Linked DNA regions of Mus musculus: region 1 is linked to region 2. The links are chromatin loops, found by intact Hi-C in ENCODE. Cell type or tissue: gastrocnemius. All regions are shown on one strand. Each heading gives the region's core, and the rest is flanking DNA. Links, peaks and the distances in the headings are about the cores only.

Region 1 (2,906 bases), core at 118-2,617, 74 kb before region 2:
TCTGTTCTGGCAGAGAAAGTAAATTTGAGGTATATATCTTAGGGAGAAAACTATAGCACCTGTATTTCCCTACCCTGCCTATCCTGGGTTTTGTTTCCAAACATTCGTTTCTGCCATGTTGAGAAGGGGAGGTACAATGGCGGTACGGTGGAGCTCCCGGTCAGCTCCCAGAATGCTTTCCGAGTTGTGCACAATGCGTGTAGACGAGAAGAGCAAGCAGAGTACACCAGAGCTTGGTTCAGATCCCAGCGCAGCCTCCTCACTCTGCCTCACGACTTCCGACTGTGTGCTTATCTCGGACTGAGCTTTGATCAGTCTTCTGACCTACTTATTCTTTTTTAGCCCATTGCCAATACATTTTAGACTCAAGTTCACCATGGGGTCGTTTGGAACTTCAAAGTTAGACCCCAGAGCAGATGGACATCCCACAGAGAGTCAGCCAGTCTTGCTAAAGCCTTCCAAATGGGCAAGTCACCTTTTAATCCAGTGTGGCTTCATTCTTTCACAACGGGGCACTATTCCGGACATCTGAGGACTGTTGACTGACGGTGGGTGAGAATCCACATTCAACCTGTCTTCTTATTGACGTGTTTGTGCCAAAGGCAAGCTGAGTTCCGTTAGCTGATTGTTGCGAATCTGACAGCATAAGTAGCTTTCCAAATGACTCCTCTTAACTTTGAACAAATAACTTGCTCATTAAGACAGGGTGGCATTTAAGTGCCAGAGTCTCTGAACTTTGGGACTCTTGGTTTTTCATGCCAGATCCTTTTCCTCTGGGCCTGTCCTGTGGACTGTAGCACATTTGCAACATCCTTACTTCTACCAAGCATCTTGTATTATTATTTCTTCTTCCTCTTCTTCCTCTTCTTCCTCTTCTTCCTCTTCTTCCTCTTCTTCCTCTTCCTCCTCCTCCTCCTCCTCCTCCTCCTCCTCCTCCTCCTCTTCTTCTTCTTCTTCTTCTTCTTCTTCTTCTTCCTTCTCCTCCTCCTCCTCTTCCTTCTCCTTCTCCTTCTCCTCCTCCTCCTCTTCCTTCACCACCCCCCCCCCCCGCTGTCATTCCTACCCAACTTCACATGTTCATATTTTTAAACCCACAAAGTCCACTGAGAGCTGCCTGTCTGTGTATGGATGTATAGCCACCTACCCTGGATCATGGGTAGCCTCTCAGAGGCTACATTCTTGAACAATACTGACATCTCCCACCCGCCCCCCCCCCCTGCAGCCATCAGTTGCCAATGGCTCCTCAGATAAGGGTGGGTCTCCCTGAGCCCCTCCCCCTTGGGGATAGGATTTTGGCTGGCATGATCTCATATAGGTCTTGTGCCTGCTATCCTTGAAAATCTCCCCTTGACTGTCTGTCTCCCCATGGGTTGACCCAGATTTCTGTGCCGTGATCTTTGTAACTCTTTCATCACTTGTAACCCTTCCTTCCTTGGTTCCCAGGGTCTTCCGCATCCCTTCATGTGGCTGATCCCTGCGACCTAGCAAGGCTAAAGGGTGCCAGGGAGGTACTTGGGAGGCCGATTTTAGCAGCCCTGTCCTGAGAATGCCTGCTCAGGTATTCTGAGTGGCCTTAACCATCCCGACTGTTGCAGCAAGACTAAAACCTCCCTTCTCTATCATCAGGCAAAAAAAAAAAAAAAAAAAAAAAAAAAAAAAAAAGCACAACTTCTCTTTGCCTTCAAAATGGTCCCTCCATGGTGTCTGCTTTCAAACTTCCCAAAGTGCTCAAGTTCACCACCTTGCCCTAAATACATCACTTTTTATCCTGTAAGGCCTGGAACATGGATAGCAGCAGCAAATGAGCACCTTATTTTCTGCCGTTAGTGCCCGGTGCGCCTGGAAAAGTCCTTTGCTGAAAGGCGGCTCTCCTGGTGCCTTGTGCCTGTCTCCCTATGCCTTCCTTGCTCGGGCTTCTGGAGCAGCAGGTGCCGTCTTTACTTCCTCATCTGCAGTCCTTGTTTCTAACCCAGACCACCAAAGCCCCTTGAGGAGGATTTGAGGACTTTTGATCCACCCATGAGCCCTCTGAAACACAAGTGCATGATGCTCTTTATTGCTGGGTCCAGTTTGCTATTTCTCTGTCTCAGTTTCTTTTAATTAAAAATGGTGCGCTGACCTGATTGAAGTATTCTTAGCCTTAACCTCAACTCATAGCTGTGGTGCGTTTGAAGCAGCGCTTGACTTGATGGCTTCCCTGGCCTGTCTGTCACACGTGGAATGAAGGAGACAAAATGGCAAAAATGGCTGAGATGTTGGATTGGAGCAGCTTTATTCAGGATCTATTAGTATTTGAGTTTTAAAAGCATATACTCAAAGTAATAATGCTATCCTGAATCTCAGGGATTATAAAAGAAATCAGAGAACACTGGTGAAATCTGATAAATGCTTGAGATTTTATTAAAAATGAGGATCCAGGGCTGGAGAGATAGATGGCTCAGCAGTTAAGAGCACTGGCTGCTCTTCCAAAAGACCTAGATTCAATTCCCAGCACCCATGTGGCAGCTCACAACTGTAACTCCTGTCCTAGGGACTCTGATACCCTCACACAGACACATGTGCAGTCAAATCACCAATGTGCATAAAATAAAAATTAAATTAAATTAAATTAAAAAATAATAATAAATGAGAAGCCAATATCATTTTTTAAAGTTGTGATATGTGAGACTTGGTTATCTAAGGTGTCTAACGTTACAGGAGGGGAATCTAAAATTATTCAGAAATAAAAGGTTTATTTTTAGTGATAGCAAATATTTCTCTCTAAGGTGACTTGGGCCACTTCTATTTCTTTGGCAGTCAGTATATTAAAGATTTGATCGTGGAAACGCTGTTAACATGAAATGTGGCTTTATGCAGACATCTGTACCTGTCTAATTGCAGTTTAGTGTCCTCGCTCGTGGTCTTTC
Region 2 (2,906 bases), core at 96-2,595:
TTTGAGTCAAAACTATCACAGTCGTCAGTTAACCTCAGGAATCGACCCTGTTCCTACATCAGGAATATGGAGATCTAGAGTCTACCTGTTTAGCTAAAGGGAACTAAAGTAAACAAAAACAAAACACAGGCAAGAACTCTTCGTTCGGATCAAGTTCGCCAGCGATTACTTATATTTTACTTTTCAGCCACTTATCCTGCGGGGAGTGGGGGTGGGGGTGCGCAGGGGCGCAGAGCTGGACACTCGCATACCAGGAGGCACAACTGTTTAAACTTTAGGCAAGCAGCAGAATGAAGAGCACAGACAGCATTTGGCCATCTATTTAACATGATGGTGACTCCTGAATGAGAGAAAAAGACGATCATATCGTGAAGACCAGTGAGTTTCTTGTCTACAGTCTTTTTGGACTCAGCTCAGACGGCTTTTGTGCCTTAAGATTTTTAAACCGGGGAGATACTTAAGGAAAAGTGTTCTAGCCAAGAGTGGCCTGAGAGCAGAGGGAGATTGGAGAGGGAAGAGCGCTGAGAAGCAAAGGTAGAAGTACGAAAAACCGCAGCGACAAAAAAAAAAAAAAAAAAAAAAAAAATAGGCCAATGATTTCTGCTGCTTGTCAGGGAAAATAGGCTCTAAAGAGACTTAAAGCTTACCATCGTCGGGGTCCAAACCTGGCACTTTTGGAGTTGAGTATGGTTACATATTTGCATTGTGACTTAGAAACAACCTCAAATCCCCGACATTGGCGCGCCTAAAGCGCCGCAGCCTTCCTTCCACTGACCCTCCGCGCCGCAGAGGCCTCCCAGCCCCTCGCCCCGCCTCCAGCCCCCTTGCCCCGCCTCCAGCTCCCTCGCTCCGCCTCCGGGCACGGCGCCTGCGCAGTCCCCTCGCTCCGCCCCGCCCCTGCCCGAGCCACCGCCGGAGAGGAGCTGGGGGAGGACGGTGGCCCGCGAGGTTCGAGCAGACAACGCGGCGGCGATGTCCGCGAGCCAGGCGAGCGCCGCGGCGGTAGCGGCGGGGCCTCGCGCGTGGCTGGGCGGCCTGGGCTGCGGCCTCCCCGCGGGTCCCTGGAAGCGGGCGCGCGGCCGGCGCGGGAGCAGAGGCGGAGGCCCCGGCGCGTCCTTCTGCCCCGCAGCCTGAGCCCGGGAGGCTGGAGGGCTCCGCTGCCCGAGGATGGGAATTCTCTTTACCCGGATCTGGAGGCTGTTCAATCACCAGGGTGAGGCTGGGCCGGGCGGGGAGGTCCCGGCCCTTGTCGGGCAGGAGGGTCGCCTTTGTCTCCGGGGAGCTGGGGAGAGGTTCCTCCCGCCATACACCCATTTCTCCGATTTGATCGCGAGCGCAAAAGGTGCCCTGCCCCACGCCGAGGGCCCAGCGCGCTGCCTGGCCTGCTTCCATCCCCGTCGCCTGCCCGCAATTGTGTTTGGGCCGCACGGGCAACAGCTGGGGTTCTAGAGTGAGGACCGAGGGCCCTGACCCTAGCGGCGCCACCGAGCCCACGGCTTGCAGAATGCGGAAAACTGGAACTAGTGCTGGATCCGTCTGGTTCGCTTTGGGGGGTGGGGGTGGGGGTGGGGGTGGGGGGGATGGGCGGGGAGACCCTCGCTGCGGAATAGTGATGGAGTGTCTCTCCTTTGCGCCGTTTGTCTCAGTGGTAAAGGTCAAGCCTAAGGTCGTTTTCTTTCTTAGGTTATTAGAAGGTTTTGGGTTTTGTTTTGTTTTGTTTTGTTTTTGGCCCTTGTTAAAGTGTTTCGCTGAAAGCTTTTAAAAGCCTGCCTCGGGAGGCAGGCTTCATTAGCATTAGGTAACTAGCAGGTTACTGTGTTAAGTTCGCCTAAATGCAGACATTTGCCACGGAAAGGCATAGGGGATTTATTAAAAAAAAAAATTACAAAATGGGTGTGTGATACTGGAGAGAATATGGTCCTAACAGAACTACATAGTTACTGAAATGAAATATAGTGCTTTTTTTTAAAAAAAGCTCTACTTGCAGTTCATTCCATCTGTCAAGCACGTACAGTTTTTCTCTTGTATAAGCTGGTAGCGTTGTCGCACCCCCACTTTTTCCAGTTAAAACTTAATGAACGGTGGCGCCTACTATTTAGAAGGAGCAGTTGCCGGGCTTGCTCCTCCTCTGGGATAGAGCTGGTTTTATGGGACTTGTAATCCCTAGTGGGTTCTGCTTTTTTTAATAATAATTTTTTTAAAAATGATACCTAAGATAACGGTACTAAATGAAGTGGAAGGCAATAAAGAGGATATTTCCATTAGCTCTGTCTGGTCAGCAGAGAACGTGTGACGGGGTAGTGGTTTCTAGTGGCTTCATAATTCTGTGGGTTTAGATACTCTCACCTAGCACAGGAGGGATTTGTGGGGTCTACAGTTTTTGAATATTTAATCTCTAGGTTTGAAGTACTAAAGGTTACATTGTTGTAGAACTGGTGATATTTGTGTGGGTAATAAGTGTTCTTATTCTAGTTCTGTCCTCTACAGTCTTGAATTTAGTGAGACTAGTGTTTCAGTTCTGCTTTGGTTTAGAAAGACCTTTTGCTTTAAAGTGTCTCTGGTACTGGTCTCACTTTCTTCTTTGAGTCAGTGACCAAACCGTTGCTGTAACTTAAAAAATGAATTAGAACTTTAAAAGAAACTCACCTAGTTGCACATGATAGCAGGAATGCATTGGTAGCAGCACAGATCTTGTGCTCTGCATTTTGTAGTAGCATTTGCCTGAACGTTTACTCAGAGTTTGAAAATTAACAAGAGGATTAATAGAGTCCAGTTCCTAGGAAATTACCAGTCAATAGAGTGAGATCGTGAAGAAAAAAAATCGTTAAATGGTCTCTTCCCAGCTCAGTAGCCTCACGGAATTCACTGTCACAAACACTTGTTGCTAGTCTTGGACCTGTGGAGAA

What was found. A loop is a pair of places that touch in the nucleus more often than their neighbours do. Peaks named below come from ENCODE experiments on the same cell type or tissue, not always from the same donor. Only the 100,000 strongest peaks of a DNase experiment are listed, where the experiment ranks them.
Region 1: a loop joins it to region 2, with 2.0 times the contacts of the local background. A loop is called at or near these places in 1 of 42 quality-filtered maps.

What each region holds. Positions count from the first base shown.
Region 1 is chr2:52,496,805-52,499,710 of GRCm38, reverse strand. All of the region lies in intron 2 of Cacnb4 (calcium channel, voltage-dependent, beta 4 subunit), which reads left to right. Among named protein-coding and RNA genes, the nearest start is that of A430018G15Rik, 73 kb to the right of the region's middle. In gastrocnemius, for the core only: no CTCF peak of the experiment used is centred there; DNase peaks (open chromatin) are centred at 394 and 1,289.
Region 2 is chr2:52,422,897-52,425,802 of GRCm38, reverse strand. Arl5a (ADP-ribosylation factor-like 5A) reads left to right here and starts at 929. Exons shown (of 6, transcript NM_182994.2): 1 at 929-1,213. The coding sequence starts at 1,168. A430018G15Rik (RIKEN cDNA A430018G15 gene) reads right to left here and starts at 791. Exons shown (of 3, transcript NR_165461.1): 1 at 648-791. In gastrocnemius, for the core only: a CTCF peak has its summit at 1,455; DNase peaks (open chromatin) are centred at 263, 880 and 1,301; H3K4me3 peaks cover 2,500 bases; H3K27ac peaks cover 2,500 bases.